Regions from separate parts of the Homo sapiens genome. Here region 1 is linked to region 2. Evidence: chromatin loops called from intact Hi-C (ENCODE). Cell type or tissue: PC-3. All regions are shown on one strand. Each heading gives the region's core, and the rest is flanking DNA. Links, peaks and the distances in the headings are about the cores only. Region 1 overlaps CUL3 (cullin 3). Region 2 overlaps CUL3 (cullin 3).

Region 1 (16,285 bases), core at 2,775-10,774, 77 kb before region 2:
TATAGATTTATTTTTGTTATTGATACTTTTCTGATGGGAAAATTGTAATCCTGGATTGGAGGGAGGTAAGGAGGCAAAGATCACTTTCAAAAATTAAATTCTTGACTTGGTTTTTGAAAGTCTTACTAAACTATAAACATTTAAGAATCCTTAATTATATTTTTCCTTTAAAAAAGCTTTTGTTTCTTTTTCTGCTGAATGAATTTAATTTGCTTGCTGATCATTTTGTAACTTGGCCTTCTTGGGGAAGGGTCCTGTATACATCTGATAATTAGATAGCAAATATTACATGTTTGTGTATATAGATGATAAATGTGTGTGCAGTTTATTTTATTGTTTTGCTGACGCATTAGTTGCTAGATCCCTTAGTGTATTTGCAGTTATTGCAACTTAATCAGTTTATCAATGGGATTAAAGCCCTGCTCAAGTAATTTAGAATGTTACTTTAAAAGAATGTTACTTCTCTTTTAAAAAATATATTAATACATAAAGTTAGAGCCTTTAAATTTTATTGCTCCTGGAATGAAGTATAGCTTAAAGTTTTTATTGTTAACATATTGATGAGGTGAGAGTTGAACATTTAGGCATTTAAAAAATTTTTCAGTAGCAGTTAATGTTGCTTCTGTGTCAGGGATGGGCAAGTGGAAAGATTAAAGCTCATTAGTAACATAATTATTTTGCCAAGGATGTTGACGTGCATTTGATGCCAAGACCCGATCATGTGTATGTATTAATCTGCACTTGAAGCCCATTTCATTTGATATGTAGTTTTTGGACTTATTTGATTTAGGGAAAGATTGTAGCTTATTGATCTGCTTCTGAAGGGCCTATTTCGTCTACCCTTTTTTTCCCAGTTAATATTTATTAGTAAAATTAATGATTAAGCAGCCTTCTGGGTGAGGCCTTTAGGTGAATGGGAAAAATCTGAAAATATTGCTTGATGTAAAATTTAAAAGTGTGTTACTTGTACACTACTTCTGTTAGAAAAAGATTTGATTATTTAAAAATTAGATTAATTGCTGAGGGTAAACACATTCAACCGTTTTCCTGTATCATTGTGCCTTATAAGTAAAAAGTTTGTGTTGTCAAAATTACATTGGTATAACATGGATAAAGTAGTATTCATTCAACAGACATTTGTTTACAACCTTCTGTGTGGCATTGAAGAAAAATGCATAATCTCTTAAGCTCATAGTCTAGTGGAGGAAGATGCATGAACAGATAATTCAGCTACATGGGAGTGTAGTGATGGTTACAAACTGTCACTAGTAGTTATAGACTATCACCACATTCCCATATAAACGAAAATACACTACAGTTTATTTAGTGTATAGTTAAGTAAATACAGTTTACACTATAAAATATCACGGAAGAACTGAGAAGGAGTTGTTAACTTTGCTTGAGGAGTTCAGTGAAGGATTCCTAGAGGTTATGACACCTAGCTGTGTTCAGAAGATATGTGTAAAGAATCAGATAAAGAAAAGGCAAAGCAAAGGAGGACCAAAAGCAGGGGGGAAAAAAGACATGGGAACTGAAATAAGTGGGGAGGGGCTGTGACAGTGATGGAAATAGAGTGAGAAACAGCAAGTTGTATATTTAAGAATTCCCATTGGTTTAATGTTGTTGGGAAATACATGTCAGACAGGTGTGGATAAGTGAGCATAAACTAGGTCTGTGCCTACTATGCTACCATAGAAAGGTTTTGAACAGGGTCATGGTGTGCCTATGTTTATTTTGATTGTGATTTTGAGGGAAGTAGATTCCATGAGGTTGGAGTTCATAGTGTTTGGAAGGCTCTTGCAGTGAACTAGGTGAAAGGTTTTTTTTTTTTTGAGACAGAGTCTCACTCTGTTGCCCAGGCTGGAGTGCAGTGGCACAATCTCGGCTTACTGCAACCTCTGCCTCCTGGGTTCACGCCATTCTCCTGCCTCAGCCTCCCGAGTAGCTGGGACGACAGGCGCCCACCACCACACCCGGCTAATTTTTTTGTATTTTTAGTAGGGATGGGGTTTCACCGTGTTAGCCAGGATGATCTGGATCTCCTGGCTTGGTGATCCGCCCACCTCTTCCTCCCAAGGTGCTGGGATTACAGGCGTGAGCCACCGTGCCCGGCCGAAGCCTAGAAGTTTTAACACCACCCTGGGCAACAAAGCAAGACCCCCATCTCTACAAAAAAAATTAAAAATATTAGCCACGCATGGTGGCACACAACGGTAGTCCCAGCTGCTCAGGAGGCTGAGACGGAAGGATCCCTTGAACCTGGGAGTTTGAGGCGGCAGTGAGCTATGATTGCACCTCTGCACTCCAGCCTTGGTGACAGAAGAAGACCCTGTCTAAAACAAAAACGAAAACAAAGAGAAAAACACCTTGTGACTAATCATCTTCGTGTGAGCAGTTTCTCTCTGTAGTGTAGTAAAAAGTTTTCTTTTGCGGTTTTCACATATTTTTCATTATGTTTAGTGGAAAACTGTAAACCTGGAATAACACGATGGAACCCATTCGACGTGCCCCCAGTGAACCTGGAAGTGCTCCCAAAAAGCAGAGAAAAGTCATGACGTTACAAGAAATTGTTGAATTGCTTGATGTGTACTAGATTAAGTTCTGCAGCTGTGGTTACCTGCCATTTCAAGGTAAATGAAGCCAGGACCATTGTTAAAAGGAAGTTTGTGAAGCCATCGCTACACCTGTGCCAGCTGGTGCAAAAACCTTGTGCTTTTTGCAAAATACTTTTTTATCTCATATTGAATATGCAGCTTGTATGTGGGTGCAGGATTGCTGTAAGAAAAGTATACCTACTGATTCTAATATGATTTAAGAAAAGCAAAGTCATTATATGACAAAGTCAAAGGAAGGTGAAGGATCTAAAGCTGGAGAATATAATGCCAGCAAAGGATGGTTTGATACTTTTAGAAAGAAGTTTGGCTTAAAAAATGTCAAGGTAATAGGAGAAGCAGCTTCTGCCATTGAAGAGGCAGCAGACAAGTTCCCAGACACCATCAAGAAAATCATTGGAGACAAAGGATCTGTCTAAACAGGTTTTTGATGTAGACAAAAGTGCCCTATTCTGGAAAAAAGTGCCACAAAGGATATTGACTAGTAAAGGAGAGAAGCACATACTAGGGTGTACAAGGCAGGAAGGGATAAGCTAACTCTGCTGTTCTGTGCAAGTGCAGTCAGGTTTTTGATCATGGCTGACTTTATCTATAAATCTACTAACCCCTGAGCCTTGAAGAGAAAAGATAAACACTAGCTGCCAGTCTTTTGGTTGTTCAAAAAGGCCTGGCCTGGACAGTGAGAACTCTTTTTCCGGATTGGTTCCATCAGTGCTTTGTCCCTGACGTCAGGAAGTACCTTGTCAGTAAGGGATTGCCTTTTAGTATTTTTTCTACTGGACAATGCACCTAGCCACCCAGAATCTCATGAGTTCTTCAAAACTGAAGGTGTTGAAGTGGTATCCTTGACCTTAAAGTGTTTTTAATTCAGCCTGTAGATGGGGAAGGTGGGGGGTCAATAAGGACCTTTAAGGCTCTTTAAACGCAGCAGTAGTAATCTATGGAAAAGATTGTCATTGCTATGGAAGAGAACCTCAATAGAGGGAACATGATGAAAGTCTGGAAGGGTTACACCATTGAAGATGCCATCATTGTTAAAAAGCCATAAAAGCCATCTAGCCTGAAATGATACATTATTGCTGTAGAAAACTGTGTCCAGATGTTGTACATGACTTCCCAAGATTTACAACAGAGCCAGTCAGAATCACGAAAGACTGTGGTAAAGTGAGGAGTGAAGGGTTTCAGGATATGGATCTTGAAGAAATTCAAGAGCTAATGGACATCACACCGGAAGATGACTTGATGGAGATGAGCGCTTCTGAACCAGTGACAGATGATGAGGAAGATGTAGAAGAAGCAGTGCCAAAAACCAAGTTGACATTAGAGAATCTGGCAGGAGGTTTCTGATACTCAAGAATGCTTTGACTTTTACGACATGGACTGTTTTATGATGTGGGCACTGAAACTTAAAACAAACAGTGGCAAAAGATTTGGGAACAGATAGAAACATTTTTAGAGGAATGAAAAAGCAGAAAAGTCAGGCAAATTACAATGTGTTTTTGTGAAGTTACAGAGTATGGCTCCCTCTCCTGCCTCCCTTTCTACCTCTCCCTCCTCCATCTCTTGTGCCTGTGCCACCCCTAAGACACCAACTACTTCTCTTCCTCCTACACCTCAGCCTACTGAATGTGAAGACCAGAAGGATGGGGACCTTTATGACAATCCACTTCCACTTATTGAATACCAAATACATTTTCTTTTTCTTACAATGTTCTTAATATTTTTTCTCTTTATTCTAAGAATACGGTGTGTAATACATGTAACATACAAAACAGGTGTTAATAGACTGTTTATGTTATTGGTAAAGCTTTGGGTCGACAGTAAGCTATTAGTAGTTGGGGGACTTAAAAGTTATACACAGTATTTTGACTGCTCAGGAGGTCAGTTTTTCCTAACTCTCACATGGTTCAGTGGTCAGCTGTATTCGGGATGAAAAAATGGGAACATATTTGAGAAATACCTTGGGGTTAATGTCAGTAGTACTTGATGATTGGATAAGAAGGAGATGAGAGATAAGAAAAAATATAAGGCTTATGTTTCTAGCTTGTATAATTAGGTAGTTTATATTGCCACAACTGAATTAGAGATTACAGGAAGAAGGTTTGGGCAGGTTTGGATGGTGAGTTGTCAGGGATTTTTGACATGATAAGTTTGATCTGTGTCTGGAGCTTTTGATTGGAGATGTGTAGCAGGTGGTTGAAACAAGAGTTTTAGACTTTGTGGGGAAGATCTGGGCAGGCAGTATAGATTTGGGAGCCACTAATGTAAATGCCAGTACAGAAGTCCCCACCCCATCCACAGGGAATCTGTTTATTCCAAGACCCCCAGTGGATACTTGAAACCATATAGCCCTGAGCCCTATATGTACTGTTTTTTCCTATGACGTTTAATTTACAATTTAGAAACAATAAGAGATTAGCAACAACAATAATAAAGTAAAACAATTATAACTATATTGTAATAAAAGAACATGAATGTGGTCTCTCAAAATATCTTGTACTGTACTTAACCCTTGTGATGGTATGAGATGATACACTGCCTATGTGATGAGATGAAGTAAGGTGAATGATAGTGGCCATACTTCTGTAGTTTTGAGTTGCGACAGCAAAACTAGTGCAGATTCTTTTTCCTTCTCCACAGTTTCGTGGATAGAAGAAGATGTGTTCTTTTCTTTTCTGAGACAGAGTCTTGCTCTGTTGCCCAGGCTGGAGTACAGTGCCACAATGTCAGCTCAGTGCAGCCTCCACCTGGGTTCAAGTGATTCTTGTGCCCTAGCCTCCCAAGTAGCTGAGATTACAGGTGTGTGCCACTGCACTCATCTAATTTTTATATTTTTAGTAGAGATGGAGTTTCATCATGTTGGCCAGGCTGGTCTTGAACTTGTGGCCTCAAGTGAACTGTCCACCTGGGCCTCCCAAAGTGCTGGGATTACAGGTGTGAGCCACCACCCTGGCGAGAAGATTTATTCTTAACATAGATCTTAGCAATCTCAGCATACCTTTTTTTTTCCTTATTAAGTAGAGAACTTTCACCTTTTCACTTAAAGGAAGCACTTTATTGCTTCTCTTTGGCATTTCTGAATTGTCAGCATCACTACTTTTGTGGTTTGGGGACAGTATTAAGTAAGATAAACATTGCCTGGACATAAGCATTGTGATTTTGATCTGATAAACCAGATGGCTGTTAAGTTACCAAGTTTTTAATGGGTGTGGGGTGTGTAACATAGTGTGGAAATGCTGGACAAAGATGTAATTCAGGATTCACATCCTGAGTGGGATGGCATGAGATTTCATCATACTACATAAAATGGCATGCAATTTAAAGTTTATGAATTGATATTTCTGGAATTTTTTATTTAATATTTTCAGGCAGTGGTTGGTTGCTAGTAACTTAAACCAAGGAAGGTGAAACTGTAGATAGGAGGACTGTTGTAGTTTATCTTCTTTAAGATATGGACAAACTTAGGAAATCTGATAGAAATTAGGGACCTACTCTCCAGAAAAGAAGTGCACACACAGTATACTTGGAAAGTTTTGTTTATTGTTTTAGGAACCTCTGGAATCCCTCTTAAGTTTTAGAACCCTGCATGTACGGATAATAGATGTAACCATGACAATGAATGAAAATACATAGAGACCCAGTAGAGAGTGACAAGAGCCAAGGACAGAGTTCTCAGGGTGAAAATGATTTAAATGGCTCTGGAAAAGTAGTATACAAGAGATGTAGGGGAATAATGTTTTCTAAAAGAAAGCTACGTTATACTGAGGTGCATTTATCATAGTGTTATTCTTAAGGTGCCTTTGTTTTAGCTCATATCTGTATATTTGCTAAGCTTGAAAAAGCTATATTTCTTTCTGACATTTATTTGATGACTGTCGATGAGCGTTCAAGAGATTCTATCATTGGGCACTTTCCTTTGTTGATGCATGAGGGATTATACTGTGCTCTGGGCTGTGTTAAATCTACTGACGTTCTCATTTAATCTTCATGACAGCCCTTTGAGATAGATGCTGTTATTGAACCCAGGACTTAATTTTCTCAAGGTCACATGGCTTGTGAGTAACAAAGCTGTGGCACAAACCTAAGGCTGTCTGACAGCAAAACCCATGTTCTCTACCAGTATACTAACTATGTTTACCAAGATAATCAGTGACTGTGATGTTACTTTACCATATTAGCACAATGGAATGTGACATTAGTCCACTGATTTGGACTAGGTTTTGGGATATATAAGTTCTAATCCCAGCTCTATGATTTTGGGTAAGTCATTTAATCTCTCTGGGTCTATTTTTCATTGTCGTCGTCTTTTTTTTTTTTTTTTTGAGACAAAGTCTTGCTCTGTTGCCTAGGCTGGAGTGGGCTGGCGCGATCTCGCCTTACTTCAGCCTCTACCTCCCGGGTTCAAGCGATTTTCCTGCCTTAGCTTCCCCTGTAGCTGGGATTACAGGCACGCACCACCACATCCGGCTATTTTTTGTATTTTTAGTAGGGATGGGGTTTCACCATGTTGGCTAGGCTGGTCTCGAACTCCCAACCTCAAGTGATCTGTCCACCTTGGCTTCCCAAAGTGGTGGGATTACAGGCGGGAGCCACTGTGCCTGGCTCTTCTTCTCATTTGTTAGAAAAATTTTTAACCTTAGCTATCACCAGAAGGAACATTTTTTCCTGCAGCCCCATCTTTTATCTATCAATAAGGCATTAATTTAAAAAGAAAAAAAAAACGCACTACATACAACCTTGTGTAGTAAAACAGCTCTTGATGTATATATGTGAAAATGGTTATGTTATAATAATGTGAGAGTACTTTTACAATGTTTGAAGCCTCTTGGTTTTATAGTTTTAAAATTCTTCAGCTTCTAGTAGAAAAATTTAGTAATTTACTCTGGGTAGAGACATTTTAATACTTTTTCTGGCTTTCAGAGGATCTTAGGTTATAGAGCCTGTAAAGATGATTTGATGTTTTGCTCAGCTATTAGCAGTATAGGTATCTTTGAGGCTTATAGTTGACATTAACTTTTCTCTTTTTTGAAATTGTTCTGAGTATTTTGCTTTATCTATTTGTTACTCAATGTCAAGAGATAGTGTCTTAGTTTGCTTTATTAGAACCTCAGCATATGTAGTCAACAAACTAAAACCACATTGCACGTACGTAGCTATGGTATTTGAGGCCATCATTATTACATGGCCTTGAATCTTCTGTTTGTGAAAAGTTAGCCGCATCAGTACATTTTATATGGATGACATCCTATCAGGATATCTGATTAAAAAGAGGTAGCAGTATAGGTGTAGGGGTAAATTCTTTTACAGTCATTTGATAAAAGTCTCTGACAGACTTAGGTCTTGGATAGGATTTCGGTAAAAGAAAAGAAATTGTTCTGTTAAAGTTCCTTCTCAAGCTCTTCAGAAAAGATCAGAATAACAAGATTCAGTTTGAGTCATTTGCTTAAGGATCGTCTTGATTGAGAGTTGAGCTGGTATTTTACTGCCAGGGTGACTAAAATAACTATTTTGCCTACTCCTTCCTCTTTTCACATTCATACACATCAGACGTGACTTGGAGAGGATTCCACTAACTCAGTAATTTTTATCCAGTTCAGATCAGAAGTTTGTGTGAAGCTGATCAATGTTGCTTAGGTTGTAAATGCAGAACTTGGAGATTTTATGTGGCATTTACAAAGGGGTCATTAGTCATATATTAGCAGAAAATCAGTCACCGAAGTATGAATCCTTGTTATGTGCCATATACTGTTTTAGAGGCTGAGGAATTTGGCAGTGAAAAAAAGATCCCTGCCTTCATGAAGCTGACATTTGGTTGTAGAGAGGGAGACCAGGAAAATAATGAAGAATGTGGGTTGGAGTTGGGGATCAGTAGTGAGGTGAGGCTGTTACTGTAAATAAGGTGGGCATTTAAAACTTCACTGTAAGATGACAGTTGAGTAGAGGTTTGAGCCATGCAGGAAACTGAGGGAAGAACATTTCAGACAGAAAGAATAGCAAATACGAAGACACTGAAATCAGCTTGTTTGATGTATGCCAGGGAGTGCATGGAGCAGAGCGAACAAAAGGAAAAAATGGATGAAGTTGAGAGATTATCAGATCGAATAAAGCTTATAGAACATTGTAAGGACTTTGACTTCAACTCCAGGGGAAATGAGAACTCATTTGAGAGTTGTGAGCAAATGAGTGACATGATTTGATTTATGCTTTTACATGGTCACCCTGGTTGCCTGATGATAGCAGGCCAGGAGTGGAGATGGAGACCAGTTGGAGGTGGTGGTGGTTTTACCAGGATAGTAGCAGTGGAAGTGGTGAGAAAGAGTTGAATTCTGGGGATACATTTTGAAGTTAGAGACAACAGCATTTTCTGTTGGAGTAGTAGTGGGGTCAGAGAGTAGTTAATTATGATCACAAGCATTTTGGCCGGAGCAGCTGGAAGGATGGAGTGGACATTTGTTCAGCTGGAAAAGACTTCAGGGGAAACCAACTGAGGGAAAAGATGAGGAGTTCTGTTTCAGGCTTGGTAAGTTTGAGATGCCTACTACGCATTAAAGTGGAAACATTGAGTAGGTAGCTGGATATATGACTCTGGCATGTACAGAGGGGGCCAGAGAATGTATCAATTTTAAGATTGATTTAAAACCATGAGAATAGATCAACTCCACCTAGAAAATGAGTGTGACTAAAAAAAAACAAAAAACAAAAACTGAGTGTGGCTAGATAAGAAATCGAGAACTTGAGCTTTAGGATTGGAGGTTTAGGTGATAATTAAGAGCCAGTAAAACAGATGAATAGGAGACAGAAGTAGAAGAAAAACAAGAGATTGTAGTGCTTGGAAGTTAAGTGAGGAATTTGTTTCTTTTTTTTCTTCTTCTTTTTTGAGACAGGGTCTTGCTCTGTCATCCAGGCTGGTGTGTAGTGGCGCAGTCTCCACTCACTGCAGCCTCGACCTCCCGGGCTCAAGCGATCCTCCCGCCTCAGCCCCACTAAGGAGCTGGGACTACAGGTGCATGCCACCATGCCCGACTAATTTTTGTATTTTTAGTAGAGATGGGTTTTTGCCATATTGCCCAACCTGGTCTTGAAACCCTGGACTCAAGTGATCCTCCCGCTTTGACTTTCCAAAGTGCTGGGATTATGGGTGTGAGGCACCATGCCTTGCCAAATTTGTTTCAAGGAGTAGGAGTGATCAGCTCTTTCAAATGCTGCTGGATAGGTAAGTAAGAGGAGAACTGAGACTTTGCCCATTAGATTTTGGCAATATAGAAGTCACTGGTGGCCTTCTCAAGAGTAGTTGCAGTGAAATGGTAGAGATGAAAGCCCTACTGGAGTAGATTCAAGATATAATGGAAAGATGGAACTTGGAGACAGTGCATGTACAATCTCCTCTTCTTGCCTGTGATTTTGCCATAAATGGAAAGAGAGATTAGATGGTGCTGAAGGAATATATGGGTTTGTGAGGATTTGTTTTTGACATAGGAAACTGACATTTTTTTTTTTTTTTTTTTTTGAGACACAATCTTGCTCTGTCACCTAGGCTGGAGTGCAGTGTTGTGATCTTGGATCCCTGCAAACTCTGCCTCCGGGCTCAAGTGATTCTCCTCCCTCAGCCTCCCGGGTAGCTGGGACTATAGGCATGCGCCACCACGCTCAGCTAATTCTTAAAAAATTTTTTTGTAGAGACAGGGTCTCACTGTATTGCCCAGGCTGGTCTCAAACTCCTAAGCTCCAGTGATCCTTCTGCCTCAGTCTCCCAAAATGCTAGGTAGGATTACAGGCATGAGCCAGTCCATGTGGTGAAACTGACAGTTTTCAGTATGAATGGAAATTATCTACCAGAGGAAAAATTTTGATGATGCTTAGATGTGTGATTACTAAGGGGAGGAGTTTTCTTTCTTTTTTTTTTTGAGACAGAGTCTTGCTCTGTTGCCCAGGCTGGAGTGCAGTGGCGGGATCTTGGCTCACTGCAAGCTCTGCCTCCCGGGCTCACACCATTCTCCTGCCACAGCCTCCCAAGTAGCTGGGACTACAGGCGCCCACCACCACGCCTGGCTAATCTTTTTTTTGTATATTTAGTATATTTTTTGTATATTTAGTAGAGACCGTATTAGCCAGGATGGTCTCGATCTCCTGACCTCATGATCCGCCCGCCTCGGCCTCCCATAGTGCTGGGATTCCAGACGTGAGCCACTGCGCCCAGCCAAGGGAGGCCTTTTCAATAGGTGGTTTGGCATAGAACTAGAGATTTACTTGTCAAATTTCATTCTGTATAATATTACATTGGGTTCTTGTTAAAATGTCGATTCTGTTTCTGTAGGTCTGGAGTAGGGCCCGAAATTCTGCACTTCTAACAAGTTCCTAGGTGTTGCTTATGTGTCTGGTCCTTATGCTATACTTCGAGTACAATAACTTGGCACTTTGAGCACAAGAACCTAGCAGGTTTTATTGGCATAAAATCAGGTCGGTTGGTGTGTGAATATGATGGGAATTTGTATAGTGTCTCATCGGGTTGTTTTTATTTTCTCAGTGGAATAGGAAGCAGTCATAATCATAGAGTGAGGATGGAGGAGGTGGTATAAAATCATCTAGAAGAGTAGAGTGAGTAGACTGACTAGTGGAATTGTGGGGTTGCATGAAGGCTGCACTTAACGTTAGTGGTTATGAATTTAAACTCAGATGGACCAAAAATATGGGCATATGTTATTCTTTGTTTTCTTTCAGCTATACGGATATATGTCAGGAGTATGTGGGCTGTTGGGATTTAACTTGGCAAGTATTTTGGTGGGAGAGAGATAAGGGGTAAGTGACTTACGGGTATATAAATCATTATGATTTTATTTAAAGTGAAGAGTTCTGCTCCAGGTAAGATTGGAGGGAGGTCTTAAAAGATGAGAAAGTGCTTCTAACAGATCTAGAACCTATTTTTAAATGTATCCTTTTTTTCCCCCTGTTAAAATAGGTTGTTAATGTTCTTATGTGTCATAGATTTATAATCATATCTATATAATACAATATTTACTATATATGGACAAATATAGAAAGACTTTCAACCATTGGTTTTTTTTTTTTTTTTTTTTTTGTCTCTTCTCTCTCTTGGATATTACAGATGACCATGGATGAAAAATATGTAAACAGCATTTGGGACCTTCTGAAAAATGCAATTCAAGAAATCCAGCGTAAGAATAACAGTGGTCTTAGTTTTGAGGAGCTCTATAGAAATGCATATACAATGGTTTTGCATAAACATGGAGAAAAGCTCTACACTGGACTAAGAGAAGTTGTTACCGAACATCTCATAAATAAGGTATCAAACTTTAAAGGACTGTTGCTAATACTATATTGAATGTAGAAAATCCTTTATACCATATTGCACTTTGACCGGAAGTGTTCTTTTTAAAGGTGCCAGAAGCCTATAGAAATTACTAATTCGTGACTGTTAATAAGCACTCATGAAAAATTTATAATCAGCTAAATCGAAAATTTGGATATTTGAGAGATGAAGTTTGTGAGCTATAATAAATGCTTTCTTTAAATCATAATGAAGCAAACTCAGTAATTCACAAATGCTTATTAATATGTTAATTACAAGGAATTTTTTTCCTTAAAATGATTTAATCAGCCCATTTTTACTTTCTCATTTTTCTGTATATTTGAAAACAATAAAACTACGTTGTTTAAAATATATTTCTAAGATGGATCACTAACTAAAATTGACTTTATTTTAACTGAGTTCTGTGGTACATTTGAATTTTTTTTAAAGATAAATTATTGTTGGGCTGTTCACATTATTAAAAATGGTTCTCTGATTTCAGAAAGATGTATTTTTTTAGAACAAATGTTTTTATAGAGTGAACTCTTCCAATGCATGTAAAATGTAATTTCATTTAGAAAATAAATTTTATTACAATGCCTTGCTTTAAGATTGTCAAATAAAATGTGAAATACCACACAGACTGATAAAAACTTCTCATAGTCTTTATGTGGTATTGGGGTATTTATTTTTTAAGTTTTATTTTGAAAAAAAAGTTTCATGAATAGCACGATGTGAACTCTTGTGTACCCTTCACCTAGATTCACCAGTTGTTTACATTTTGCTACATTTTTTTTGCCAGTTTTTCTATTGATATGTGTTATAATTACTGTTACCAATATTATTATTGCTGAACCATTAGAGAGTAAGTTTTAGATTTCATCTACCCCAAAAGACTTTGCAACATTTCTTTTAAGAATAAAGAAATCTTACTTAACCAAAGAACAATGATCAAAATCAGGCAGTTTAACAATATAATACTGTTGCCTAATACATTCCTTATTCAGATTTCACCAATTGTCCTGTTTAGTGGTGATTTCCTTTATAGCAATTTGTTTTCTGATCCAGGATCCAGTCCAGGATCTCATGTTCAGTTCCTCAGCCTTTCTTTGTCTTTCAGCACATTGACATATTTGAAGAGTATAGGTCAGTTGTTTTGTAGATTATCCCTCAGTTTTTGGTGTGTCTGATTGTTTCCTCATGACTAGTTTCAGGTTATGCATTTTTGGCAGGAATAATACATAAGTGATGTTGTGTCCTCAGTGCATCACATCAGGAGGCACTTGATGTCAGTTTATCCCATTATTGGTGATGTTAACTTTGATCATTGGTGTCCGCCAGATTTCTCCACTGTAAAGGTACCTTTTTTCCCTTTGTAATTCATAAGTAATCTGTTCAGATATATTTTGACACTGTATGAATATCCTGTTCCCTAGAAACTTTCATGTGATGGTTTTAGCATCCATTGATGATTCTTGCATGAATCATTATTACTATGGTGGTTCCAGAACAGTAATTTTCTATTTCTGCTCTTTCTTCTGTAATTTCTTTCTCTTAAAGGGAATTACATGAGCCACGCAGTTAGTATCTTATGAAGCAAGGTGATTGTGTTTTTCACACAATCAGCAGTTTTTTATTAAGTGCCTATTATGCACAGCTTTCAGTCATAATGTAGTGGATGCAAAGAGATAAGATACTATCCTTTCCTGGGGTTTTTATTGTGATGTGAGAGATGGATGATACACACATTTAGATAACCGTGTGAGGCATTATATAATTAAGTGGCAAGTGAGTTGCATAGGCAATAAATGGCTTAAGAATTCAAACGGAGGAGAGGTTGCCTTGGGATGTAAGATTTTATGGGAAAGAATGAAATTGAATTGAGCCTTGAAAAATATTTGGGATATATATGAACAGTGTGGTGGAAGGCATTCCATGATGGCAGATGTTGTGAAATTATATAGAGATGAACTGGTTGGTTAAACTTAGGTGGTAAGTAGAGTTTGACTGAGGCATATAATAATTACAGGGATTAGTGGATTGTAGTGTTACAAAGATGGTTTGGGAACAGATTGTAGAAAAATTTGGGTGCCAGACTAAGTAATTTGGACTAAACTGTAGACAGTTATTGGAGGTTTTTAAGTGGGTGAAAATGTGACAGAATATTTGAAGATGTGATTTTAAGTGGGTGATTATGTGGCAGCATATTATGAGGATGCTATAAATGTAAAATTGAGAGGAGGTTTATAAAATCAGGAGAAGACCTGGAAAGATCTGGGTAAAGTGATAGGCTAGAAATGAATGGATGATGTCAGAAATTCTAAACTTAAGTCTAGACAAAGATTGCTTACTGGGAGAATTATAGTGCCACCAATTGCAAATACTGTGAAGTAATAGTGGGAAACTGATTTGAAATGGGTAGAGAATATGATAAGTTTTGTTTAGATTATATTGAAAATGTTTATCCTTGGAAGATACCTTAGAAATCATTTTGCATGTGAGGAAAATTGAGTGTGAGATCATAGTAAGATGCCCAAGTAGAGATATCGTATGTTTGGAGACACATAGATTTAGAGCTTGGGCAGGAACTCAAAATTAGATGTGGAGATTTGGCATTTGGTAACGTATACTGAGGAACAAGTGTTGGAGTTCAGAAAATGAAGAGCCCAGAGCCAAGGGATGAATCTTAGGAGCAAACTATAGTAAGTAGGTGTGGGAAATGGAAAAGACCAATTTAAGAAATTTGGCATCAAAAGGACAAGTGGAAGAGTTTTGTTTAAAGCTGCTGAAGGAGAGAAGATTGGAACAGCTGAGTTATTGGATATAGAGAGTATGGGATTAAGAACAATGGAAAAGAAGTAAACTTGGAAGAGGGGCATGTTCTCATTCGTCAGAGGTTCTATAGGGAATGATAATTAACACAATTAACTTTTATTTAGCATTTACTGTGTGCTAGGCCCAGTTCTAGTGCTTTTACATGTTTTAACTTAGCTAACAGTCACAGCCCAATGTTGCAGATACTACTATTATGTCTGTTTTACAAATGAAGAAACCAAGGCACAGATAATTGGTCATTTGTCCAGGTCCATATAGCTGTTAAGTGGCCTAGCCGGAACTGAATTCAGGCAATGTGGCTTTAGTCTGAGCCCTTGAATTCTCTGTAGATCTGCTCCTAAGGTAGAATGATCAAGTTGTAGTATGCTGAAATTCAGTGTAAGGGGCTTCAAGTTAATGGACTTACTGTCTGTAAACCTCCAGTCCTTTAAATTCTAGGAATCCTTTAAATTTACTTAATAATGGAGTTGGAAATAATATCCCTGAGATTCTTTATTTCTAAAATTATTATGAATCTAATAAACCATCCATCTTCTGAAAACGAGACGAAGAGACTTGGAGTAGCCTTTGTAAGGGATATACTAAGGAATTGGCAAGTGCAGAAGAAGATAGCTTCATAGGAGTTGGCCTGAATGTGTGCTATGTCAGTTTTTTTAAACCTTGGGCACAGGTGCAGAAAAAAACATCAGTAGTTGTGTGTTAGGGTTGAGAAGTGGCTCGTCCAAAGAGTGAGGAGAAGAGAGAAGGCCAGAGTGTGAGATCAGTGTTTCGGTGACCAAGTTTTGGGCTCCAGTATGGTCAATTGGATGTTGAAGATATGGTCCAGTAGATATTGAAGTTACGTGAGCAGTCACTCCATGAGAACTCTGAGTTTCAGTATATTATAAGTTGCTTAAAGTGGTCCCATATTTAAGGTTAACTGTTGTCTTCCTCATCTTAAGCTACTGTAACAAATCCCATAAACCAGGTGGCTTAAACAAATATTTCTCACCATTCTGGCAAGTGAGAAGTCCAAGATCAAGGTGCTTGCAGGTTCATTTTTCTGGTGAGAGTCCCCTTCCTGGTCTATAGACAACCACCTCCTTGCTGTGTCTTCACAGGGCAGGGAGGGAGAGAGGTCATGTCTCTCATGTATCTTATAATGGTTCCATCCTGTTAATGAGGGTACCATTCTCAAGATTTAATTGCCTCCCAAAGGCCCCACCTCTAAATACTATCACATTTGGGATTAGGGTTTCATAATATGAATTTGAATAACACAAACATTCAGTCCATAACAATTATCATTTCAGAATATAGGCAGTTTTTATAATATATTCCCCCAAAACATGCATTCAAGTTGATTGTACTAAATAAATTTTAAAATATACAGTATATGCTAAATTCTTAAATTTACTTTCCTTATACATAGTCATTAATGATCATTGCCGGCATCTGAAAATGTTCTTTTATTTATTCTTTTCTTTCACGCTCATTTGACCAGTCAATTTTTGACTAGGAAATGTAGCAATTTCAGCATGTCTGTTCATTG
Region 2 (16,285 bases), core at 4,845-12,844:
TCAGTTGTTTGTTCCAGCATCATTTGTTGAAGGCACTATTTTTTTCCCACCGAATTACCTTGTCGTCATTATTTAAAAATCAATTGATCATATATGGGTGGGTCTATTTTTATGCTGTCTGATCTGTTTCATTGATCTCTATGTCTGTCTTTATGCCAGTTTTATGCTGTCTTGATAGTGCAGTCATTTTTCTCTTTGCACCCATCTTTTTTCATTAGAGTAACTAATTTTATAATATGCTTTTTTTTCCTTTTCCTTTTCTCCCAATTAAAATATGATTTGATTACATTAAATCCAATTAGTCTTTTCCTGTACATTTAAAGGGTGTTTTGGGGTTAAAATGAAGGTCATGTGATTCACATTAAGTTTAAATTTAAGGTAATGAATATTTTGAAAGACTCAAAATTAATTCCATATTTGTACTTAATTGAAAACCAATTTTCATATACAGGTGAGCACAAGAAAAAAAATAGTGTGTTTGAAATTAAGAGCAAGTTCTAGGCCTATTTAATATTCATGTCCATACTCCCATTTATGTATCCCATTTATATGGGAGTATGGAAGTTAGTATAATTAAGAGAGCCATCATTTTTATGTGATATATTTAAAGGGAATGCTTGAAATCTAGGTATTTTAGTAGCTCAGTGGCTAAATTGAGAAGTTTTTCTTATGGATTTCCATGTGGGTCTTACCTAGGGAGTAACCTTGAATTTTTTTTACTTTTATTTTTATTTTATTATTACCTTGATTTTCAAGCATGAGTTATATTTGATTGAGTCCCAAGAATACTGATTAAGCAAGCGTTGAGTACCTTACCCAAACCTAGGCTTTTCAAACAGAGGTGGAATTAAATTATCTCTAACAGCTGTTTTTGTGTAGTCATTTTTTTAATCTGCGGCTCTTAATGGATAAAATATTTTAAACAAAATTAGCTACTTGGTAAATGCTAGAGTTGATTTTCAGAGTCCTGGCTTATAAAGACCTGGTAAAAAATAATGGGATAATAAAAAATACGAATTCATTTTTTAAAGCTGTTACTGGAATTGCTGGAAAATTTAGTGGTTCAAGCTTTTCCTTTTCCCATCTGACTTGGAATCATTGATGCTAATAAGCAGTTATTAGATGGAAGGTTAAAATTAAGTAGAGAATATCTGTAAGTTTTCCAACTTTAGCTAAGTCACAAAGCAGAAACTGATTGTAGTGTATATAGAATGCCATGCCTATGGCTCCAAAGCCTTCTGGCTGCTGACACCTCAAATCTGGGGCATTGTGAGAAGGCACAAGAAATGTGTCTTTACTCAACACCACGTGTTTCTCTACAGTCTGTTGCTAATGTTTTATTAGCTAGCCTTTTTAAAGAAATCACCTCCACAAATTAGTGGAGATAGTTAAAAGTATTTAATTATAATAATTTAAAGGAAGGTGAACTTTTATTTTTGAATATTCTGTGTGAGTTCAGTAAGATGGTGTATTGTTTAATGCCACATGACGAATTTCAAAAGTTAGTGATTTAAAACAACCACTAACAATTTATTATCTCTCGTTTCTGTGGGTTAGGGATTGAGAAGATACTCAGTTGGGTAGTTCTGGCTTGGGGTTCATGAGGTTGCATTTAGATGTTGTCTGGGGTTCTGGTCATCTGACGGTTTGACTGAAGCTGGAGAATACACTTCCAGGGTGGTTCACATGGCTGGCAAATTTGTTCTGGATGTTGTTAAGTGGCCTTAGTTTCTCTGCACATGGGCCTTTTCATGTGGCTCTTTGTCCTCAAATCTTGGTGGCTGGTTTTCCCAAGAGCGAGCAATCCAGAAGACCCAGGCAGAACCTGCAGTGCCTTTTTGATCTTTCCCTGGAAGACATGTAGTGTCACTTCTCATTTTCTTGGTTGCCCAAGTCAGCCCTGATAGTGAGAGGACCACACAAGATTAACATATACCAGGGTTATTACGTGCTGTCATAGAAGCTGGCTACAACAGGTGGCATTAATTTGTAGTGTCATATTTAATCTGTAGTAGTCAGGCTGCTGCTGAGGTTTTTTCTTTTCATGTTTTTTGAATGACTAAAGGTAAGTTTATTGTGATTTAGAACAGCTAAAAATAGGAAATACATACAGTGGTAGTCTGTACCTTGGACTTTAGTAATTAGCAGTGGGTTTTTGAAAGAGGTATGGATAAGAACTATTAATACATATTTTTGTTAATGTTCTTTATTTTTTATAATTTTATGAGAATGAGTCTGAAATTTAAAAACTACAGACAATAGCACTATTAATGTCAGAATTTAAATAGAAAACTTAACAGTAGTATTTGATATTCATCAATAATTTATAGCAATCATTAGGGACATAACTTCACAATATAGAAAGGAAAATGAAAGTACAAGGGAAAGTAGACAACTCGAGAATCATGGAAATTCCTTACAAATTTATTGACTAACCTGAGTTGAAAAGGGGGATATAGGAAATTTGAATAACACAATTAGCAAGTTAAAATTGAAGGCTGTTTAGCGAACTTTGAACTCAGAAGGCAAAATAGACATACTGCTCTCAGGAAATATCTGAGGCTAGCATAATTTTTTTGCTAAAACTGAGCAAGGAAAATACAAAAGAGAAAGAAAGCTTAAGGTTATTCATCATTCTGCCTTGCTCCTTAGATTCTAATACACTGAAAGCATAAATCTCAATATTAGCAAGTCATATTCAGTAGTGTATTGAAAGAATAATGCACTGTGTTCAAAAAGGATTTATCCCTACAATACAAAGAAAGGTCAGCATAGGAAAACTTTTTGAAAAGATCGTTATTAAGATATTGTAATAATTGTAAAAACAAGCAGTTGCCTAATTGCCAGGCACCATTTTAAGGAGAAAACCATTTGATCTCTATAGATGAACAAAAAGTATTTGATAAAAGCCAGTCCTCATTCCTTATAAAAGTGGGGGACTCATCGCCACCTTAGAATGGATTGCCCTTAATGCCATAAGGTTGTATCTGATGACAAACTAAATCATTGTAGTAGTTAGTAGGAAAATACTAGACACCTTTCTATTAGACTGAGGAACAAGATGAAGTTGCCTATCTTTACTACTACTATTATGCCTTGCTCTGCAGGTCCTAATATACTAAGAAGAAGAAAGGAATGAAATTCATAAGTATCAGGAAGAAATTGAAAAAATTATCAAAATCTGTAGATAATATGATTGTCAATTTGGCAATACATGATAATCAGTGAGAAAACATTTCTTTAGAAGAGTTTTGTTGGAAAGAAAATACCTTTTCAGTAAACCAGCATTAATCAGTAAATGACATGAAGAAAAGGATGTTTTATTAAGAATCATAGCCTTCCCAGGAATCATCTTAACAAGAACTGTGTAGACAGGGTACTTATACCAAGAAGACAGTAAAAGCTAAAGAATATGAAAGGGTAAATGTACCCAAATGGGAGAATTACAAGTTATAAGTGTGCTGTTTTTAAAAGTCACCTATAAATTCAAGGAAATCTGAAATGAAATGTCCAAAATATATATATTTTTAAATAAAACTCGACAAGCTGATTCCATAATTCATCTGGACCAGAAAATGCACAAGATTAGGCAAAACTACTTTTGAAAAGGGATGGGTCTTAGGTAGGAAAGCTCAGTGAAAGGGGAAGGAATTTGTCCTAATAACAAAACATACCATATCACGTTTTTTTAATTTATAATTTTTATGGGTACATAGTACATGTATATATTTATGGGATACGTGAGATATCTTGATACAAGCATATAGTGTGTAATAATCACATCAGGGTAAATGGGGTATCCATCTTAGCATTATTTGTGTTATGAAAATTCCGGTTGTATTCTCTGTTATTAAAAAGTATACAAGTTAACATTATTTAAAATGCATAGACAGACAGCTCATTTGAACAAAAGGGAGTCCAGAAGCAAACTAATATATTTGTAGGTGTCTGGGATGTGATAAATGTCTTTTTTTTTTTTTTCTTTAAAGCTCTGGGATGTATGTGCAGAACGTGTAAGTTTGTTACATAGGTATACTTGTGCCATGGTGGTCTGCTGCACCCATCACCCTGTAGGGTCCAGCCCCACAGGGTCGGTTGTTTTTCTCCCCTTGTGCGGAGACGAGAGATTGTAGAAATAAAGACACAAGACAAAGAGATAAAAGACAGCTGGGCCCGGGGGACCACTACCACCAAGACGCGGAAACCGGTAGGGCCCCGAATGCCTGGCTGCGCTGTTATTGGATACAAGGCAAAAGGGGCAGGGTAAGGAGTGTGAGTCATCTCCAATGATTGATAAGGTCACGTGAGTCACCTGTCCACCAGCCAGGGGGCCCTTCCCTGTTTGGCAGCCGAGGCAGAGAGAGAGGGGGTTAGAGAGAGAGGACAGCTTATGCCGTTATTTCTGCATATCAGAGACTTTTAGTACTTTCACTAATTTTGCTACTGCTATCTAAAAGGCAGAGCCAGGTGTACAGGATGGAACATGAAAGCGGACTAGGAGCGTGACCACTGAAGCACAGCATCACATGGCATGAGATGGTATCTCATTGTGGTTTTGATTTGCATTTCCGTAATGACCAGGGATGATGAGCTTTTATTCATGTTTGTTAGCAACACAAATGTCTTCTTTTGAGAAGTGTCTGTTCATATCCTTTGTCCACTTTTTGATGGGGTTCTTTTTTTCTTGTAAATTTGCTTAAGTTCCTTGTAGATTCTGGATATTAGACCTTTGTCAGATGGATAGATCGCAAAAATTTTTTCACATTCTGTAGGTTGCCTGTTCACTCTGATGATAGTTTCCTTGCTGTGCAGAAGCTCGTTAGTTTAATTAGATCCCATTTGTCAATTCTGGCTTTTGTTGCAGTTGCTTTTGGTGTTTTAGTCATGAAGTCTTTGCCCATGCCTATGTCCTGAATGGTATTGCCTACGTTTTCTTCTAGGGTTTTTATGGTTTTGGGTCTTATGAGTAGTTTTTTCTCTTTCTGTGAAGAAAGTCAATGGTAGCTTGATGGGAATAGCATTGAATCTGTAAATTACTTTGGGCAGTATGGCCATTTTCACAATATTGATTCTTCCTATCCATGAGCATAGAATATTTTTCCATTTGTTTGGTTTGTAGTTCTCCTTGAAGAGATCCTTCACGTCCTTTTTAAGTTGTATTCCTAGGTATTTTATTCTCTTTGTAGTAATTGTGAACGGGAGTTCACTCGTGATTTGGCTGTTTGTCTATTATTGGTGTATAGGAATGCTTGTGATTTCTGCACATTGATTTTGTGTCCTGAGACTTTGCTCAAGTTGCTTATCAGCTTAAAGAGTTTTTGGGCTGAGACGATGGGGTTTTCCAAATACACAATTATGTAATCTGCAAACAGAGACAATTTGACTTCCTCTCTTCCTGTTTGAATACTTTATTTCTTTCTGTTGCCTGATTGCCCTGGCCAGAACTTGCAATCCTATGTTGAATAGCAGTGGTGAGAGAGGGCATCCTTGTCTTGTGCCAGTTTTCAAAGGGAATGCTTCCAGCTTTTGTTCATTCAGTATGATATTGGCTATGGGTTTGTCATAGATAGCTCTTATTATTTTGAGATATGTTCAATACCTAGTTTATTCAGTGTTCTTAGCAGCAAGGGGTGTTGAATTTTACCAAAGGTCTTTTCTGCATCTATTGAGATAATCATGTGGTTTTTTCATTGGTTTTGTTTATGTGGTGGATTACGTTTATTGATTTGCATATGTTGAACCAGCCTTGCATCCCAGGGATGAAGCCAACTTGATTATGGTGGATAAGCTTTTTGATGTGCTGCTGGATTCGGTTTGCCAGTATTTTATTGAGAATTTTCACATCGATGTTCCTCAGGGATACTGGCCTGAAATTTTCTTTTTTTGTTGTGTCTCTGCCAGGTTTTGGTATCAGGATGATGCTGGCCTCATAAAATGAGTTAAGGTGAAGTCCCTCTTTTTATATTGTTTGGAATAGTTTCAGAAGGAATGGTACCAGCTCCTCTTTGTACTTCTGGTAGAATTCGACTGTGAATCCGTCTGATCCTGGGCTTTTTTGGGTTGGTAGGCTATTACTGCCTCAGTTTCAGAACTTGTTATTGGTCCATTCAGGGATTCAACTTCTTCCTGGCTTAGTCTTGGGAGGGTGTATGTGTCCAGGAATTTATGCATTTCTTCCAGATTTTCTAGTTTATTTGCATAAAAGTGTTTATAGTATTCCCTGATGGTAGTTTGTATTTCTGTGGGATCGGTGGTGATATCCACTTTATCGTTTTTTATTGTGTCTATTTGATTCTTCTCTCTCCTTTATTAGTCTGGTTAGCAGTCTTATCTATTTTTTAATCTTTTCAAAAAACCAGTTCCTGGATTCATTGATTTTTTTTTTTGAAGAGTTTTCTGTTTCTCTTATCTCCTTCAGTTCTGTTTTCTCTTATCTCCTTCAGTTCTGATGTTAGTTATTTGTCTTCTGCTAGCTTTTGAATTTGTTTGCTCTTGCTTGTCTAGTTCTTTTAATTGTGATGTTAGGGTGTCAATTTTAGATCTTTCCTGCTTTCTCCTGTGGGCAATTAGTGCTATAAATTTCCCTCTACACACTGCTTTAGCCGTGTCCCAGAGATTCTGGTACGTCGTGTCTTAGTTCTCATTGGTTTCAAATAACGTATTTATTTCTGCCTTCATTGTGTTATTTACCCACTAGTCATTCAGGAACAGGTTGTTCAGTTTCCATGTAGTTGTACAGTTTTGAATGAGTTTCTTAATCCTGAGTTCTAATTTGATTCCACTGTGGTCTGAGAGACTGTTTGTTACGATTTCCATTCTTTTGCATTTGCTGAGGAGTGTTTTACTTCCCATTATGTGGTCAATATTAGAATAAGTGTGATATGGTGCTGAGAAGAATATATATTCTGTTGATGTGGGATGGAGAGTTCTATAGATGTCTGTTAGTCGAGAGCTGAGTTCAGGTCCCTGAATATCCTTGTTAATTTTCTGTCTCATTGATCTGTCTAATATTGACAGTGGGGTATCAAAGTCTCCCCCTATTATTGTGTGGGAGTCTGAGTCTCTTTGTAGAGACTTTATGAATTTGCTTTATGAATCTGGGTGCTCCTGTGTTGGGTGCATATATATTTAGGATAGTTAGCTCTTCTTGTTGCATTGATCCCTTTACCATTATGTAATGCCCTTCTTTGTCTTTTTTTATCAGAGACTAGGATTGCAACCCCTGCTTTTTTTTTTTTTTTTTTTTTTGGGGGGGGCGGGCTTGGTAAATATTCCTCCATCCCTTTATTTTGAGCCTGTGTGTGCCTTTGCATGTAAGATGGGTCTCCTGAATACAGCACACTGATAGGCCTTGACTCTTTATCCAATTTGCCAGTCTGTGTCTTTTAATTGGGGCATTTAGCCCCTTTACGTTTAAGGTAATATTGTTATGTGTGAATTCGATCCTGTCATTATGATGTTAGCTAGTTATTTTGCCCATTAGTTGTTGCAGTTTCTTCATAGTGTCAATAGTCTTTACATTTTGGTATGTTTTTGCAGTGGCTGGTACCGATTTTTCTTTTCCATATTTAGTGCTTCCTTCAGAAGCCCTTGTAAGGCAGACCTGGTGGTGACAGAATCCCTCAGCATTTGCTTGTCTGTAAAGGATTGTATTTCTCCTTTGCTTATGAAGCTTAGTTTGGCTGGATATGATATTCTGGGTTGAACATTCTTCTCTTTAAGATTGTTGAATATTGGCCCCCCCCACTCTCTTCTGGCTTGTAGGGTTTCTGCAGAGGGATCTGCTGTTAGTCTGATGGGCTTCCCTTTTTGGGTAACCTGACCTTTCTGGCTGCCCTTAACATTTTTTCCTTCATTTCAACCTTGGTGAATCTGATGATTATGTGTCTTGGGGTTGCTCTTCTGGAGGAATATCTTTGTGGTGTTCTCTGTATTTCCTGAATTTGAATGTTGGCCTGTCTTGCTAGGTTGGGGAAGTTCTCCTGGTTAATATCCTGAAGTGTGTTTTCCAAGTTGGTTCCATTCTCCCCGTCACTTTCAGGTACACCAGTCAAACGTAGGTTTGGTCTTTTCACATAGTCCCATATTTCTTAGAGGCTTTGTTTGTTCCTTTTCATTCTTTTTTCCCTAATCTTGTCTTCACGCTTTATTTCATTAAGTTGATCTTCTGTCTTTGATATCCTTTCTTCTGCTTGATCGATTTGGCTGTTGATACTTGTGTGTGCTTCACGAAGTTCTTGTGCTGTGTTTTTCAGCTCCATCAGGTCATTTATGGTCTTCTCTAAACTGGTTATTCTAGTTAGCAGTTCCTGTAACCTTTTATCCAGGTTCTTAGCTTCTTAGCTTCTTAGGGTTAGAACATGCTCCTTTAGCTCAGAGGAGTTTGTTGTTCCCCACCTTCTGAAGCCTACTTCTGTCAGTTTGTCAAACTCATTCTCCATCCAGTTTTGTGCCCTTGCTGGCGAGGAGTTCTGATCCTTTGGAGGAGAAGAGGCATTCTAGTTTTTGGAATTTTCATCTTTTTTGCACTGGGTTTTCCTCATCTTCATGGATTTATCTACCTTTGATCTTTGATGCTGATGACCTCTGGATGGGGTTTTTGCATGGGCATTCTTTTCGTTGATGTTGAATGTTATTGCTTTCTGTTTGTTAGTTTTCCTTCTAACAATCAGGCCTCTCTTCTGCAGGTCTGCTGCAGTTTGCTGGAGGTCCACTCCAGACCCTGTTCACCTACGTATCACCAGTGGAGGCTGCAGAACAGCAAAGATTGCTGCCTGCTCCTTCCTCTGGAAGCTTTGTCCCAGAGGGGCACCTGCCAGATGCCAGCCGGAGCTCTCCTGTATGAGGTGTCTGTTGACCCCTGCTGGGAGGTGTCTCCTGTCAGGGAGGCATGGGGGACACGGACCCACTTGAGGAGGCAGTCTGTCCCTTCGCAGAGCTGGAGTGCTGCGCTGTGGGATCCACTGCTCTCTTCAGAGCCAGCAGGCAAGAACATTTAATTCTGCTGAAGCTGGGCCCATAGCTGCCTTCTTCCCAGGTGCTCTGTCCCAGGGAGATGGGAGTTTTATTTACAAGCCCGTGACTCAGGCTGCTGCCTTTCTTTCCGAGATGCCCTGCCCAGTCAAGAGGAATCTAGAGAGGCAGTTTGGCCACAGCAGCTTTGCCACCCGCCCAGTTCGAACTTCCTGGAGGCCTTGTTTACACTGTGAGGGGAAAACCGCCTACTCAAGCCTCAGGAATGGTGGACGCCCCTCCCCCCACCAAGCTTGAGTGTCCCAGGTTGACTTCAGACTGCTGTGCTGGCAGTGAGAATTTCAACCCAGTGGATCTTAGCTTGCTTGCTGGGATCTGTCGGGGTGGGACCCACTGAGTAAGACCACTTGGCTCCCTGGCTTCAGCCCCCTTTCCAGGGGAGTGGACGGTTCTCTCTCGCTGGGGTTCCGGCTGCCACTGGGATATGAAAAAAAACTCCTACAGCTAAGTTGGTATCTGCCCAAACAGCCGACCAGTTTTGTGCTAGAAACCCAGGGTCCTGGTGGTGTAGGCACACAAGGGAATCTCCTGGTCTGCGGGTTGCAAAAACTGTGGGCAAAGCGTAGTATTTGGGCCAGATAGCACAGTCCCTCAGGGCTTCCCTTGGCTAGGGGAGGGAGTTCCCTGACCCCTTGTGCTTCCCAGGTGAGGTGACGCCCCACCCTGCTTCTGCTCACCCTCTGTGGGCTGCACCCACTGTCTAACCAGTCCCATTGAGATGAACCAGGTACCTCAGTTGGAAATGCAGAAATCACCCACCTTCTGCATTAGTCTCGCTGGGAGCTGCAGATCGGAGCTGTTCCTATTCGGCCATCTTGCCAGATCTCAAATTTGTCGTTTCTAAAAACTGAATTTAATTGTTTTTTATTTGTGGGAATGAGAAGAGGGTAGTATTAAGACCTCAATTCCATGGATCACATCAAATATAAAATTCCAGATAAATGTGAAAATCTAAATATAAGTGCAAATCTATATAAATAATGGAAGAAAATGTTGAATATTTTGGTAACCTTAATGTGAGAAATGTCTTTTTAAAAATGTATTACCAAAATAATAAAGGAAAAGATTAACAGATTTAACCACATAAGTGATAACACATCTATATGATGAGATACATTAAGTTAAAAATAGACTAGGAGAAATTACTTATAACATAAAAATTGAAAACCATAATCTATAAAGAGCATCAGTAAATCAGTATGAAGGCAAACAATTGAGTATAAAAACATGAAGGAATATAGATAGAGAAAGCATAGAAGATTACAGATATCCTGTAAATATAAAAATATTTTTTCCCATAGTGGTCATGAGAAGTACAAATTAAAATAATGAGATTTCATTTTTAGCCAAACATGAGCAAAAGAAAATCTGGCGTTGAAGAGGGTGTGAGGGAGTGGATATTCATATACTATTTTTGTGGGGGGTTAAATTGTTAAGCAACTTGAAAGCAGTTCATTAGTATTTATCAAATACTAAAAAAAAAAAATTTTGAGACAGGGTCTCATTCTTGCCCAGACTGGAGTGCAGTGGTATTATCATGTCTCACTATAACCTCGACCTCCCAGGTTCAAGCCATCCTCCCACCTTAGCCTCATGAGTAGCTGGGACTACAGGCTATTTTTTAAATGTTTGGTAGAGAGCAGATCTTGCTATGTTGACCAGGCTGATTTTGAATTCTTGGGCTCAAGTGATTTTCTTACTTTGGTCTCCCAAAGTGCTGGGATTACAGGCGTGAGCAACCGTGCTTGGCGCAAATATAAAATATTTATAACTTTGAGGAAGCAAGTGCATTTCTAGAAATTTGCTTTTGAAAAACAGGCTTTCGTGCTCAAAGTCAGAAATGCATGTACCAACAGAACATTGGATCCAGTCTAAATCTCCACTTGTGTCATGATAGAACAGTACTATGGAATTCCTTGTAGCTTTAATCTCTTTTTGCTAGCTGAAAAATCTGAAGAAATTAATAGAAAAATTCATGTTATGGTCTCATTTAACACTAATACTGGTGTATAGGTGGATGTGTTCGTGTACGTTCATGTATATGCATATACTTGTATTCATGTGTATATATAGATGAATAGGAAAACATTGCTTTTAAAAAGTAATTTAAATATACAATTGATTACCAGAGTGCAGGTAAAATAGTAATAGTAAAGATAGGCATCCTTATCTTGTTCCTAACTCTAATAGAAAGATGTCTAGTATACTAACTACTGTTATGCTTAACTCTCTCATTATATATACAACCTTATGACTTTAGGGGCATTTCATTCTGTTCTTAGGCAGCTAAGAATTCCCCACTATAAGGTTTTAGGACTGACTTTTATAAAATACTTTTGGTAATAGTTACCTCTTGGGATGATCTGTAATCTTAAAATACCACCTAAGGTATTTCTGGTTCATTGAATATGATTAAGCAATAACTAAAGTATGTAAATAAATCACTTTTAGCATGTATGTAATAATAAACATCTTCATTCTAATAATAGCACCTATTTTCTGGGATTAGCATTTATACTATTTGAAATGTCTAAAGTAGGTAGATATAACCAGAGATTATTTGAAGAAAATGAATATGTGTAATCACTGAAAATCACATTTCTCTGAATCCTTGCCTACCTGACAGTTTTTTAGGAGAACAGAACTGTTGCTCAAAGACTTGTCTAGAGAGAATGACTGACTCTCCAGATCAGTTACTCGTATAATCTGAATATCACCATCTTCATGCCCACTCTTCATAAGCTGCTTTTGAGAAAGAGACAGATAGCTGTATACAGTGCATCAAAGCAATAAATCCTAGTGTCAAGACTTTTACTCAATCACATATCACTATAGACATGTAGAGACTAAATCATATAACTGTACAGTTTCCTTGCTGTCCCACTGACAGAATAGTGAATTTAAAATTACACAGCATTCTTTCCTGAGCTGCTTTTTCTCCCCTAGTATTACACTTTATTCATACCATTCACATCATTATTCATAATACGCAGTAAAGATTATTACCTGAACTTCAAAACAGATTGCTTGTTGATATTTATGTTTAATGTAATTCCAGGTTTTTTTTTTTCTTCATTTGGTCATAGAAGCATACATATGGTCAGTCTGGATGGTAAATTTTGATTGTATGGTAGAAGGCCTGAGCTCAGGCTTACCTTCCTTTTTTCTATGAAAGAAATTACTAAGCAAAAGAGTAGTCTGGATAAACTTGGATGGAAGATTGTAAAATATTTATAAAATTAGCAATTATATGTTGGTTAACACTTTATTTTTACCTAAATGTTGAAGCAGGTTCCTGATAATCTCTGCTGGATAACATTTTTGGATTAGCCATTGTATCTCCTGAAACAAAAAAGTACATGTCTTTTTAATATTTTATAACTTGAATCACCCTTTCCTCTCGTTTGTTCAAATAATGAGATTTTAATGATGTGTCATAGTACTCAAGAGAATTCTTTTTTGTGCATTATTTATTTAATGGAATTACCTCTTTTTAACTACTGCTTGGTCAGTTTACTTGCTAATTAACTAACTTTAATCTTTCAAAAAGTCTAATTATGTTAATCTGATGAAATTTCAGGAAATTCAGCAAGAGACAGATATCCCTGAAAGAGAGCTTGTTAGAGCCCTACAGTCCCTCGCCTGTGGTAAACCAACACAGCGGGTTCTTACAAAAGAACCCAAATCAAAGGAAATAGAAAATGGTCATATATTTACAGTTAATGATCAATTCACATCCAAACTACACAGAGTCAAGATTCAAACAGGTATCTGGAATTATATTTTTCCTCTCAAAAAATTATATATTTTTCTCTTTAGAAAAAAAATCTCATCTATTGGATTTCTTTTAAAAATACTCCTTTTCTGGTGCTGCATGATACTTAGGCTTAAGAAAGAAAGCAGCTTTTATTGATAAGTATTTGTATCAAAATGCATTTGAATCCAAGTACAGTAAGCATTTTAAAAAGTAATTTATAGTGTGAACAAAGTATTTCTTTTCATGTTTTTCAATAAATAGAATACAGTTTATGAACATATTGGTACTTAAAATTGTTTTTAAGTTGTTAACTAATAGTCAGTGGAAGTCTAATTTTAAAGCTGATTTAGAAGTTTTTCAGAATTGGGAGACCTATATAAAAGTTTGATGTTTGGATGTTGCTATTTATATTTTGATAAATATTTTTTGTTTCAAAATCTTAAAACCCATATCCTCTTTAATTTAAAAACATAGAAATGATACTGATGTGAATGATTTTTAATAGAGCCATATAAGTCGATAATGAAAATTCTATTCATTAAACATTTAACATAATGTAAGATGCTTGTTTTCTGTGTATTTAAAGGGGAAAAAAGGCACTCCACCCTTGCTGATTGATGTTTAAAACTAATTGTTTACTACTTGGCTTAAAAACTAGTATTAGATAGGCTTCCTAGTACTAATATATTCATTACAGCCAAATATGTGTGCAATAAAACAGTGTCCTAAGATAAATAAGATGATCTTTTAAATGACTGTCATTTGTTGATTTTAAAAAAATGTTATTTATATTGTATATTATGATAGTCTTTTTAAAAGTAATGTTAAATATACAGTTGATTACCAGAGTACATGGATTCTAGAGCTTTATATGCACACTTAAATTTTTGTTTTTCATTTTGATCTTTTTGTTTCGTATGTATACTTTGTAGAACAGAGTAGTGTCTCTGGCAAGGCTTTGCCCCCTTTGTCTTGTAGTTGTAAACTGTATCATAGTAATCTGCATTAGCCAAGATTGGCCCATGTCTTGACATAAATATATATTAAGAATAAAACAAAACTGTGCTAGCCAGTGTCATGGAATAAAATTTATTTTTCTTCCAATGCAAGACATAACTACTTTATACATTTGGGCAGATGCAGGTTTTGGATTTTAGGGCTCATTTGTATCCTAGAATTAGAGGAAAATATGTGGGAATATTTATCTGGATTGCCTTACCCTCACCCTACTGTACCCTAAATAAGTAACTGTCTTTGTTATCCCAGATTCTATCATGTCCAGCAATAATAATATCAGATATTAGTATTATGTTTAAAAAAGTCTTCATAGATTTTTAGATTTTCGTGTTAAGTGTGCACACTTATGTGTGTATCTGGAGTATGTGTATGTAGTGTTTTAGGTATGTTCAAAACAGAAATATATATATGATGAATTTCACTAGAGCTTAAAAGTTCTTTTCAGCAATAAAATTCTACAAAGCAATGTTTTTTTCTTGGGAATGGTTTTTAAATGATCTTGGCTCTTACTCATAGTTTAAGTCAAAATTTTCTCTTTGGTGGTAAATATTGTGACCACATTGGTTTTACTGTCAAAGGCTCAGTAACATAATCAAATATTCGAAGACTCAGACCCTACCTATTTATGCTGCTTTTACTGTAGCCAGTAGTAAAAGTTCATGCAAAGAAGTTAAAGGAATTACTAAAATAACACAGCCTTTGAAAAGAATTAGATTAATTGTAATCTGGGGGGGCAGTTTCCAGAGTTGACAGTCTTCACCACCACCACCACCACCACCACCACCTGCCTTTCTCAAATTCCATCCCCCAGCGTGCATATAGGTCATATATAGGCACTTGCACAACAACCCCTTCTGCTGCACTCAAGTGAGGAGTGTTGTGTTAGGCTCCAGAGTGAGCCCCTCCCCTCCCATTTAAAAAGAATACTCATTTTGACTCATCAGCACGATCTGCACATCCATGTTTTTCTGCAGGTATTTAAGAAGACACTTATTTAGGTGACCACATCCAGATGAGCCAAAGGGATTGTTTAAACAACTACTTTTTTCCCTGCAACTTTGTATTTTTTGTTTTCAAATCCACAAAGAAAGTGAAAAGCACTATAATGAATATCAATATGGCTGTGACCTACGTTTACCAGTCATTAGAATTTTGTCTTCCTCCCTGCCTTCCTCTGTGTGTGTGTATGTGTTTGCTACAGCATTTGAAGTTAATTTACAAATATCTCAGTAGTTTCCCCCTAAAAAACTTTAGCACACGTCTCCTATATCATATCCAAGAAAATTAATTTCATGTCATCTGTTTACCACCCATATTGCCTCAGTTGTCTCAAAAATTTCTTTTATATCTCACTTTTTGGATCCATGATTCCATCAAGATTTCCACATTACATTTAATTTTTATGTCTTTTTAGTTTCATTTAAACCAGTACCTCTATCTTTTTATTTTTTCATGACATCAACTTCTGAGGAAAAGCATCATAAGCATCATTCTTAGTAGATTATTTTCATCGAATTTTTTTTTTTTTTACTAAGATATTGATTATCTTACACTTGGGAAATGACACCGAAAGCAGTATTTTTATCCAAAGGATTCTAATTAGAAACAGTTGAATGGATACGCACACCAGAATGATCTTCTAAATTGTACAATCTGCTGTCTCGTGGCTATCTATGCCCATGCCTCAGTCAGCAATGCCCCATGTGCTGCTTTGCAATTTTACGGTTTCTACCTCCAGAAACTTCACATCTATCTCCTTTTGGTGAACGAATAAAACACCAGTTTTCTTTTTCTGCTATTTCATTCAGAGCAGAGTTGCAGGAGAAGACGACTTCTGTATTTCCCTTAACAGTTGCTTTGAAGACTATAGGGAAGAATAGAGTAAGACTCCTAAAGATTGGAATCTGGTATGAATTTGTGATGAGGTTGTGACATAAAAAGCATAATAAAATATATGACAAGAAATGGTTAGATAACAGAACTCTAGGGAGATTTTTGGCAAGGAGATTTTAGGAACTGACATCCTAGTGGTACTTTTAAATTATTTATTTCACTGACTGAATCTTGGCAGTACATACTCTTGTCTCCTCATAAAGCCTTAGAGATTACAGCTACATTTTGAGTTAGTAAGACAACAGATACCTATCTGAGATAATTTTGGTGAGTTTTAACTTGGAGCCATGGTAATAAAATAATCAATTGACCTCTGATAGTCATAAGCAATGAAAATTATTTACTGGTAATTTTACTACTGAATATTTTCAGCTACTGTTTTTCTTCCAGGTAAGAAATTATATTCTGCATAAAAACAAAATCAACTTTATTATCTCAAAGTTAAATTCCTCATTTTTGAAAAGGATAATTTAGTATTCAAGTAAACATTAAGACAGTTTCTGAATGCGTACTTGAATTAATAAGTGTGTATATTCAGAGGCTGAAATTGGTTTTTATCTGTGGATTACATTGAATTATAATAAG

What was found. A loop is a pair of places that touch in the nucleus more often than their neighbours do. Peaks named below come from ENCODE experiments on the same cell type or tissue, not always from the same donor. Only the 100,000 strongest peaks of a DNase experiment are listed, where the experiment ranks them.
Region 1: a loop joins it to region 2, with 2.4 times the contacts of the local background. A loop is called at or near these places in 6 of 110 quality-filtered maps.

The regions. Positions count from the first base shown.
Region 1 is chr2:224,553,287-224,569,571 of GRCh38, reverse strand. It overlaps CUL3 (cullin 3), which reads left to right. Exons shown (of 16, transcript NM_003590.5): 2 at 11,716-11,913. Among named protein-coding and RNA genes, the nearest start is that of CUL3, 24 kb to the left of the region's middle. In PC-3, for the core only: no CTCF peak of the experiment used is centred there; no DNase peak of the experiment used is centred there; H3K27ac peaks cover 4,607 bases.
Region 2 is chr2:224,478,407-224,494,691 of GRCh38, reverse strand. CUL3 (cullin 3) reads left to right here. Exons shown (of 16, transcript NM_003590.5): 14 at 12,614-12,800. Among named protein-coding and RNA genes, the nearest start is that of FAM124B, 84 kb to the right of the region's middle. RefSeq lists enhancers at 8,987-9,526, 8,793-9,992. In PC-3, for the core only: no CTCF peak of the experiment used is centred there; a DNase peak (open chromatin) is centred at 9,151; H3K4me3 peaks cover 1,241 bases; H3K27ac peaks cover 2,818 bases.